Regions from separate parts of the Homo sapiens genome. Here region 2 is linked to region 1. Evidence: read pairs that join two places in POLR2A ChIA-PET (ENCODE). Cell type or tissue: Panc1. All regions are shown on one strand.

Region 1 (5,000 bases):
GGAGCCTGATCCACCCACTGATGATCATCCCACGTTGGGCCATTCGTCCAGGTTCCCCCTCCTGGCTGTCTGAGGTCATCGTCCTCTCTGACAATGACTCTTTCCCATTTTGGGGTCTCAGGCCCCTTTAAGAATCTGGGAAAAGGACAAATGCTTCCTTGTAATTTGCATAGATTCTGGCTAGCTTCTAGGCCCCCTTAAGACCACTGTTCCAGAATATGTGGGGACACTAGAGCCTGCTTCCTGTCTTGGCTGTACCCCACAGAGTCTATTGGAATTTGGCTTCCCTGAGGATCAGAGTGTTCTTCCACCTGGCGGCCTGCATGGAGCCAGCTTGTCAAAAAGTGGTCCCATATGCGCCACACTGCTTTGCTTAGAGCTTCATGTTCTGGCAACGAACCCAAAGAGACTGAGCTGTCCCACATTTCTGAAGAAAAGTGAAAAGACAAAGCATGGGTAATTTCCCAGTGTTCTACAACCAGAGGAGGGTATGTGGCCCTGACCCAGGGGCCAGGGAGGTGGGATGCTCTCAACCTATGCCACAGCCAAACCAGAAGCTTGGCGGCAGGAACTAACGTGAGCCGGTCATTCGTGCTGTGCTGTGAGCTATGATAACTGTCTAACTTAATCCGTTCAGCAACCCTGTGTGGTGAGAATATTCTCCCCATTTCACAGATGAAGAAACAGGCACACTGAGGTCAAGGAATTTGCCAAGATCCCAGTACAGAAGAGCTAGGGCTTGAACCCAGGGAGTCTAACTCCAGAGCCAAACGGCTGACCTCTCCACTACCTCACCTCTGTTATCAGTTGCCTCATCTTTGTTATTACAGACAGACTGGAGAGCAGGAGAAAACAGAAATGTTCCCACAGTGCTCACCTCTGGCATCCTCTCCAGTGATGTCACACTCCCAACAGACTGGAATTCAGAGAAGCAAAGTAACTGCCAAGCCACATTGGTTCCCTGATGCCCCCTGGTCTCTTCTTCCCAGAAGCAAAAGGCACCAGAGAGGGACAGGTGGGGAGCTCAGTACCAAAGGACTTGCTTCTCTACCAAATCAGGGCATCTGGGCTTTTCGGACTTGGGTCAGGGGACCTCATCCCTGGGTTTCTCCACCCAGACCTGCTCCTAAGGAGTATAAGTTGTCACAGCTGCAGGCTAAAGACTTTGCTACATCCACACTAACTAAGACAATAGCAACTAGATCAAGACTCTAAACACATATCCTGGTGGCCTCCAAAAAGTCACCAGAACACTTTCATCTGGGTTGTGTAAATTGGGATATAGCTTCCTACCCAAGAACAAAAAAAAGATGATTTGAGCCTAAGCATTGCTATGTCCTGTCACCTGTCCCTCACAAAGGACCTAATCACAAATTCCTGCCCCAAACCCCTGCCATGAATACACTCCTTAAAGTACAATCTATGTACGGACAACCAATAGTATACTTCATAGTCACATTTTCACTAACAGCATCATGGTATTGAAAACAGGATGGTATTCTTGACTAAAATCACATACTTTTAGACACCTGACAATGCTAGAAGCAGCTTCCACATCCAAAATGCCAGAGGGCCTCTATGGGAGATATTCCAGATTGATTTTATAACCATCCTGACTGGTGTTTGAGAGCAGCATGGAAACAAATCCCATCTTTGTCACACGCTGGGGACTTAATGTAAAACCCTAAATGCTACTGAGATACACAATTTGACTCCTTCTCATATTATCATGCTTCGACACCCTTTTGATGGACTGTTTGTTATAAAGGACCAGGAAGAATACTTCAGAAGATTTGAATGGAACTTAGGCAACAGCTTTCTTTGACAGATTTGGAAAAATGAGATCCAGAGAAGTTAATTACATCACTTAGTTGATCTATTGAGAAAATATCTGTGATTGGAGACAGAAACTTGGGCTGGAGTGCTAGTTCTGCCTCTTCCAAATCCCTGTAATCTTGATGAAGTTAGTCAAAAGGCTCAGTTTTCTCACCTGTAAAAGCGGACCATAAGCCCCTTCTCAGAACTGATGCAAAGATAGCAGTAGATACTGGAGCTTGTGGAAATGTTTTATAAAAGGTAACAGGTTGGCTGGGCACAGTGGCTCACGCCTGTAATCCCAGCACTTTGGGAGGCCGAGGCGGGTGGATCACGAGGTGAGGAGATCAAGACCACCCTGGCTAACACGGTGAAACCCCGTCTCTACTAAATATATATAAAAAAAAAAATTAGCCGGGTGTGGTGGTGGGTGCCTGTAGTCCCAGCTACTTGGGAGGCTGAGGCAGGAGAATGGTGTGAACCCGGGAGGCAGAGCTTGCAGTGAGCCGAGATGGCGCCACTGCACTGCAGCCTGGGTGACAGAGCGAGACTCCATCTCAAAAAAAAAAAAAAAAAAAAAAAAAAGGTAACAGGTTGTACAGATAAAATGTATCATGAAAGATGCCTCCCATGCCACTCATTTTTCCTTTGTCTATTGAAAAGATCACAGAAGCAATGGTGGTGGATGTTGGGAATGTTTGTGCTGGCTTTACAAATGTTGGGTTCTCTTTTAATTAAGACCTGTCTTTTCTTTTCTTCGGATGGGAGAGAGCCTGGCCTGCCTTAACGGCCTCCAGACCTGCATATGTTACTGCTGCCAGTGGAAGACAAAACCCAAAAGGAGAGAGAGGGAAAAAATAAATCTTTTGGTTTTGCAGCTAAATAGCCCAAAACACAGCTAGCAAAGTTCCATAAAGGTTTGGCATTCACCAACACACAGTGGAAACAAAGCTGACCCCTCCCCTGGCCATGCCCTCTGACCCCACGGCCAGGAATACTTCTGCTGTCAGCCTGGGGAGCTGGCTTCAGGGTTTTCCTTGGGGGCTGTTTGCCTTTGGGGGTTGGGGAGGGAGTATTTTAGTACCAGCCCCCATTCCCAACTGGCAGGGGGAGTTTACTGATTAATATTCATGAGCAATATTTTGTGCCTGCTGCAGTTTCTCATGCAAGGTGGGTTTTGAGGGAGGAATATATTACGGAAATCACCCTCCTGCCACCACCTTTGGAAATACAGGACCCAAGTCCCAAATTGTAAATATTTAACACGGGGAACCTCCTTTCCTTCTGTCTCCCCACCGCCACCCCTTACCCTCTCCCTGTATACATTAAACTCATTCTTTCCGTTTAACAAGGGCCACTGTGTTTCTTCCCAGCTCTGTTCAGTTGGAACCTTGGGTCTGTGTCCATAGAGTCACATAAAATGTCCATAAATCCCTTCAGCCACAGGACACAATTGATGGTAATTCTTTGCCGTTAAAGTTGTCACTGGCCACAGCCCCAGAGCTGGGAAATGCGTTCTATCTGCTCCGTCAGATCCAGCCCTGTGCAGTCAGTCAAGGACCCCCAGTCCTTAGCCCCCAACCCGCAGCCCCTGGAGATGAACCCAAGAAAAAATAGAAAACAGTAAGAAGAATGCTGAGGTGATTTCCATTGATTTGGGGTGGGAGGGGGTATTCCTTCTTTCCCACACTCAGCGCCCTCATGGCTGGAATATCCTACCAGTGGGAATATTCTAATTGGCAGCAGGTGGAGACAGAAAGAGCAGGGAAACCAGGAAGTGGAGAGCACAGGTTTAGGACACATCTTTGACTGAAGTTTTATCTCATCAGTAAAATGAAAGAAAGGAGACTTGCCATCTCTACCATGTGGGAACATGGGGAGGATGGAAGGCAAGAGGGACTTTCGAGGAACTTTGTGCAACAGCTGCACAGCCTTGGCTTCCGAGGTCTTCATTTGATTGTAGTGGTTGTTGCCAACTGCATGACAATAATAAAACAAGGGTAATGCAGATTCAGAGATGGAGGTGGACTGTACGGGACTCCTCCCATGAGCAGAGGGCCTTTGATGAGGCCCTCAGCTGGATCATCTCATTTAACTCCCACATTAGCCTTGTGGACTAGGTACTTATCCCCCTTCAGAGATTAGGAAACAGGCCCAGCAAGGCCAAGGAACTTGCTCAAGGCCACAAGACAAGGCAGTGGTGGAGCCAGGCCTTGAACCTGGCTTTCTTGTGTGACCTTGGACAAGCTATTTCAGATCTCTGAGTCTCAGTGTCCTCATCTGCAAAAATTAAGGGGCTATGCAGGATGCAAGCTCCCCCAGGCCGAGAATACTGGAGCACCATTGTCGACAATCTACCTGAGCCTGTAACAACAGGCCATGGTCCACATTCCACCAGGGGAGACCCTGAGCCAATGTCTGTGGGGTGGATGAACTGAAGGCTGGGTCAGTCCAGGCGCAGGCATGCTCTGTGTAGGGCCCTCACTGGTTGCCTCTCCCAGGGCCGGCATCTTCTGTCGGTCACAGCAGAGACCCTGCCAGTGGGATCCATGTCCAGTGGCAGGAAAGCTTCTCAGGCGAGAGGCTACAGGCTACAGAGCAAGCCAGATGGACACGGCTTTTCCCAAACAAAGAAAATATTCTCCCTGGCACCCAGCCTCCCTGGCTCTGCAAGCAAACCAAGAAGAAAAGCCACCCTGTAGCCTGCTGACAGACAGCACGGTGGCAGCCAGCCAGCCCTGTGCCCACATCGCTCAATCAGCCCATTCTCCTCGCATCCTCCCTGGGGCGCTGCTCTAGTCCTCTTGTGGGGCCTCACAGAAAGGAAGTTGGGCAGAAGCAGATTGAGGCAGCCTTGCTCTCAGTCGAACCTCTCCAAAAGGCAGTTTAAAAGGCTTGATTCTGTGGGAGTTGCTGGGGATGCTCCAAAACCGGAATGGCTTCAGAGCCTCCAGAAAGATTTCCTGTCTCACCCTCACCCCCGCTGCCTGCCCTTCCCAGAATATGAGCAGCACATATTCCGGAAAGCCCACGCTGACAAGTGCGATTACCTTCCAAGCTGTTGTAGCGTACCAGTGGGGAGAGTCCTGTTGAGGTTAGAGGAGAGGAACCTCACCTCCAGCTGAGTCTCTTGCCACAACCTTTAGGGCAGGCCTCAGCAACTCTCAGCCTCAGTTTCCTTCAGG
Region 2 (5,000 bases), 190 kb after region 1:
CGCTTTGGTGGAGGAAACAGATATGTGTGCAGACAGCTCCAGTGAGTGGAGTGTGATCAGTGCTCTAAGAGAATACAGGAAGGACAACTGATCCAGACCGGGGCAGAAATCTGATCCAGATAGAGAGAAATCAGGTAGGGCTTCCTGTAGGAGGTAATGGCTGACATGAAGGAAGGCATTTACGAACCTAGACTGCGTTCACCCATTTGTGATGAAGACATCAAGAGAAGGCAGCAGTTCACACTCCCTGTGTGCCAGGCACCAGGCTATGCATTTTCTGTAAAGTGCCTCATTTAACTTTTATACTAATCCTGTAAAGAAGCAGGCCTTGGTATCCCTATTTGTCAGATGAGACAATTGAGGCACAGAGTGGTTAAGTACCACATCCTTGCTCGCAGAGCTGGGCAACAGTGAGGCTGACCTCCCCAGGCTGTCTGCATAGATTAATGCTGGATGTTAACAGCTATCAAAAAGAGGGTTCGCCCCCCACGGGAGAAAACAGCAAGGTCCGGGGAAATAGAGATTTAAAGAAATACTACACACACACACACACACACACACACACAGACATATACACACACACATTCATACATAGACACACACACAGACACATATACACAGACACACATGCACACACACACACACACACCCCAACTAGAGAAATATGAATGAAAAGATTCTTCAAGCAGTTTTTTTAAAGGGAATAAAAAGGTGTGGCCAATCGGGGAGGGAGGCCAAAGTGGTCCAGCAGTGCGGCATCTGCGCCTCCGCGGCGGCAGGGGCCCCGCAGCAGGCGCGCTGGGAGCAGCTTCTCTCGGGGCCTGCCGCGTTTATGGCTTCAATAGCGCCGCTCCGGGTCCCCGCGGCGTCGGAGAGGCTTCTGCCTAGCGCCTCTCTGCTGCGCGAGGTCGTCCCGGCCTTACAAAAGGAGCTCCTCGCTGGTGAGCTCAAGACCCCAGGCGGGCTCTCCCCGAAGGGTCACTTCTCCGAGTGTGTCGCCTCCTTTAGTCTTTTCTTTTCCTCTCTGTGGTGGCTTGTGATGTCTCTAACGCTGGGGCCTCCTATGGACTCCATCCCGAGATGGAGACTGGCAGAGCTAGAAGGTCTAAACATCTGAAAAGCAGGCACGCATAGTCCCTGGGGAGAAGGCAGGGAGGCAGGCAAACCCCTGGAGTGCCACCCAAACAATTGGACTTTTTAATTGATACTGTTTTATTTTGGCCAATTTTCCACTTAGGGGTGGAGAAAAGGGAAGTAATTTTTGGCATTTACTTTTTTTTTTTTTTTTTTTGGAGACAGAGTCTTACTCTGTTGCCCAGGCTTGAGTGCAGTGGCGTGATGGCTCACTGCAACCTCCGCCTCCCAGGTTCAAGCAAGTCAGCCGCCTCAACCTCTCGAGTAGCTGGGATTGCAGGCGCCTGCCACCACGCCCTGCTAATTTTTGTATTTTTAGTAGAGACGGGTTTTCGCCAGGCTGTTTGCGGGCTTACGCCCGCGTCGGCCTCCCAAACTGTTGGGATTACAGGCGTGAGCCACCGCGCCTGGCCATTTTTGGCATTTACTATGAAGCAAGACGTAATGCTAGGTGCTTTATGTACTTTGAGCTTATTTTATCCTCACTATAACCTTATGAGGCAAAGTGCATTGTTTCTATTCCACAGATGAGGAAAATGAGGCTCAAAGAGGTTAGGTAACTTGCCCAAGGGGCACACAGCCAGTAAGTGGAGAAGCTGAGAGATGAACCCAGGTTTCTATGACTCCATGCTCCTTGAATCTTTGAGTTGTGATGCCATCCCTGTGTTTCTGAGAGGAAATAGTAAAAAGTCAGGGAAACATCACGAAATTATGGCAGTATGTTTTTTAAGCCAGCATGAATCTTGGAGGTGATCTAGAAGTTCTTTTATATTATGGATGAAGAAACCTGAGGCCTACAAGTCAAGAGAATCGTGCATGACAACTAATTATTAAAACCAGGGTAACTGGAGTCTGCCCAGTGTTAGTGGTTATCTAGTTCAGTTCAGTTCCGTTCAGGTCAGTTTCGTTTTGAAGACTTTTCCTTGGGCAGTTTCCAGCTTCAGGAATAAACAGCTCCAGAAGGAGCAAGTGTAATGATTGCCTGACCTGTGCAAAGAAGTGAGGAGTAGCCAGTGCTGGAAAAGTTCCTCCTAACACTGTGGAGAAAACAGGGAGACCAGAAGTGTGTGCCCAGGAGTCCTGGTGGTGCCACTCACCAGAATCTACAGCCTGGAAGATGGCACCATGCAAAGGTCTGGGGCTCCTTGCTCCCCACATTGCCCAGTATGATGCCTGCACAGTCATGGCACAGCACACTGCCAGGCCCTGCTATCTGCAGCCTGCAGTACTAGGTGCAAAATATTCTGCTAGTCCTTAGCACCTACATGACCTAACTCTGGTACTGCTCTATTTTTCCTCTGGGAAGTATTTCAAAGTTCTCCTTCATATTGGAAGAGGAGGAAGTAGGAAGTGGTGCACGCTTAAGAATGTTTCTGGTTTACTCCTACACAGCCCAGACTGGGGAAGTCCCCCGGGAAGTCCCCCAGAGTCCCAGAGAACAGCAGTCGTCCCTTGATTCTGAAAATTCTCTTCACCTTCCAGGAAGAAAAGCTCATTTCTAACAAGAGACCTAAATTTGTCAAAACCCAAAAGCAGCTAAAACTAGAGATAAGGACAACATAAGAAAGGAAAATTATAGGCCGGGCCTGGTCACTCACGCCGGTAATCCCAGCACTATGGGAGGCCAAGGCGAGCGGATCACCTGAGGCTGGGACTTCGAGACCAGCCTGACCAACATGGAGAAACCCCGTCTCTACTAAAAATACAAAATTAGCTGGGCGTGGTGGCACGTGCCTGTAATCCCAGCTACTCAGGAGGCTGAGGCAGGAGAATCGCTTGAACCCGGGAGGCAGAGGTTGCAGTGAGCCAAGATAGCACCATTGCACTCCAGCCCGGGCAACAAGAACGAAACTCCATCTCAAAAAATAAAATAAAAAAAGGAAAATTATAGACCAATCTCACTTATGATCAAACATACAAAACTCCTAAATAAACTATTAACCAATCAAATTCTTAAGCTTATATTTTTAAAAGTATTAACAATACACACAACTGAATTTGGTTTATCACAAGAATTCAAAGAGGGTCTAACATATGAAAATATATTTATAATCCACACTAAGAGGTTAGTGGGGAAAAGCCTTAGGGTCATCTCAATAGATGCAAAAGGAAAAAAATAAAATTCACCCATTCCCAATTAAAACTTATCAGACTAAGAATAGAAGAGGGCTTCTTGATTTTGACAAAGAGTATCCATGAAAAACCTATAGTAAACATCACACTTGAATACTTGAATGGTAGAACTTGAGAAGCATTCTTTTTTTTTCTTTTTTGAGACACAGTTTTGCTCTTGTCGCCCAGACTGGAGTGCAACGGCACGATCTCGGCTCACTGCAACCTCTGCCTCCCAGGTTCAAGCAATTCTTCTGCCTCAGCCTCCCAAGTAGCTGGGATTACAGTTGCTCACCACCGCACCTGGCTAATTTTTTGTATTTAGTAGAGATGGAGCTTCACCATGTTAGTCAGGCTGGTCTCGAACTCCTGACCCCAGGTGATCCACCCTCCTGGGCCTCCCAAAGTGCTGGGATTACAGGCATGCGGCACTGCGCCTGGCCAAGAAGCATTCTCTTTAGAGACAGGACTAGGACAAGGATGTCCTCTATCAGTGATTCTATTCAACATTGTACTAGCAATGCTAGCCAGAACGGTAAAGAAACCAAAAAAAGGAAAGATGAAAGGATAGGAAGGAGGAAAATGACACTGGTATTATTTCCAGACTATATTATTACTTATATGGAAAATTCAAGGGACTCTACAGACAAGACATTAAAAGACAAAAGAATTCAGCAAGATTACTAAATACAGATCAATACACAGAAATCAATTGTGTAAAAAATAGTGTTTGAAAACATAAAGCACAATTTAAAAATAGAATTTAAAAGGAATTGTTATTATGGAAAACTGCAAACATACACAGAAGTGAACAGAGCAGCACAGTGAATCCCATATACCCATCTCTTGGCCAGTGTTGTTCACCTGTATCTCCAACTCCTTTCTCTCTCCCATGTTATTTTGAAACAAATTTTAGGCTCATATCATTTTATTCATATATACTTGAGAACATATCTCTCAAAGATGAGAAATGACTTTTTTTATTATTATTATACTTTAAGTTTTAGGGTACATGTGCACAATGTGCAGGTTAGTTACATATGTATACATGTGCCATGCTGGTGCGCTGCACCGAGAAATGACTTTTAACATAATCATGATACCATTATTACACCCAAAATTTAAATAATTCTTTAATATAATTGAATATTCAGTCAGTTTTCAAAGTTCAAATTGTCCCATAATTATTATAATTGTTTTGGAATTTGCAAACCAACTGTTTACAATTGGTTGATATGACCTTTAAATCTCATTGAATTTATAAGTTCCCTTCCATTTCTTTTTTTTCCCCCTTTTAGTGTATTTGTAGGAAATTGGGTCACTTGTCTTGTTGAGTTTCAATCTAGACTTTGCTGATTGCGTCCTCATAGTGTAGTTTAACATGTTTCTCTGTCTTCCACATGTCCTGTAAGTTAACACTTGGGTCTAGAAACTTGATCAGATTCCGGTTTGGTTTGGTTTTTCCTTTTGGCAGTCTATAAATTCAGTGCAATTTCAATTTTAAAAATCCCCAACAGGGTTTTTGGCAGAACATGATTAGCTGATATTAAAATTCATATAGAAAAGCCAGAAATAGTTGTCATGGTCTGAATGTTTGTGTCCCCCAAAAATTCACATGCTGAAACCTCATCACCAATGTAAAGGTATTTGGAGGTTGGGCCTCTGGGAGGTGATTAAGTCATGAGGGCAGAGCCCTCATAAATGAGATTAGTGCCTTTACAAAAGAGGCCCCAGAGAGCTATCTTGCCCCTTTT

Evidence for each region. Peaks named below come from ENCODE experiments on the same cell type or tissue, not always from the same donor. Only the 100,000 strongest peaks of a DNase experiment are listed, where the experiment ranks them.
Region 2: POLR2A ChIA-PET joins it to region 1 with 11 read pairs; 3 of 35 experiments call an interaction of 5 or more read pairs at or near these places.

Annotation. Positions count from the first base shown.
Region 1 is chr2:201,980,782-201,985,781 of GRCh38, forward strand. No RefSeq gene overlaps it. Among named protein-coding and RNA genes, the nearest start is that of FZD7, 51 kb to the right of the region's middle. In Panc1, no CTCF peak of the experiment used is centred here; no DNase peak of the experiment used is centred here; H3K27ac peaks cover 293 bases.
Region 2 is chr2:202,170,576-202,175,575 of GRCh38, forward strand. All of the region lies in intron 15 of KIAA2012, which reads left to right. Among named protein-coding and RNA genes, the nearest start is that of KIAA2012-AS1, 56 kb to the left of the region's middle. RefSeq lists enhancers at 325-1,143, 2,396-2,605. In Panc1, no CTCF peak of the experiment used is centred here; no DNase peak of the experiment used is centred here; H3K4me3 peaks cover 183 bases; H3K27ac peaks cover 1,000 bases.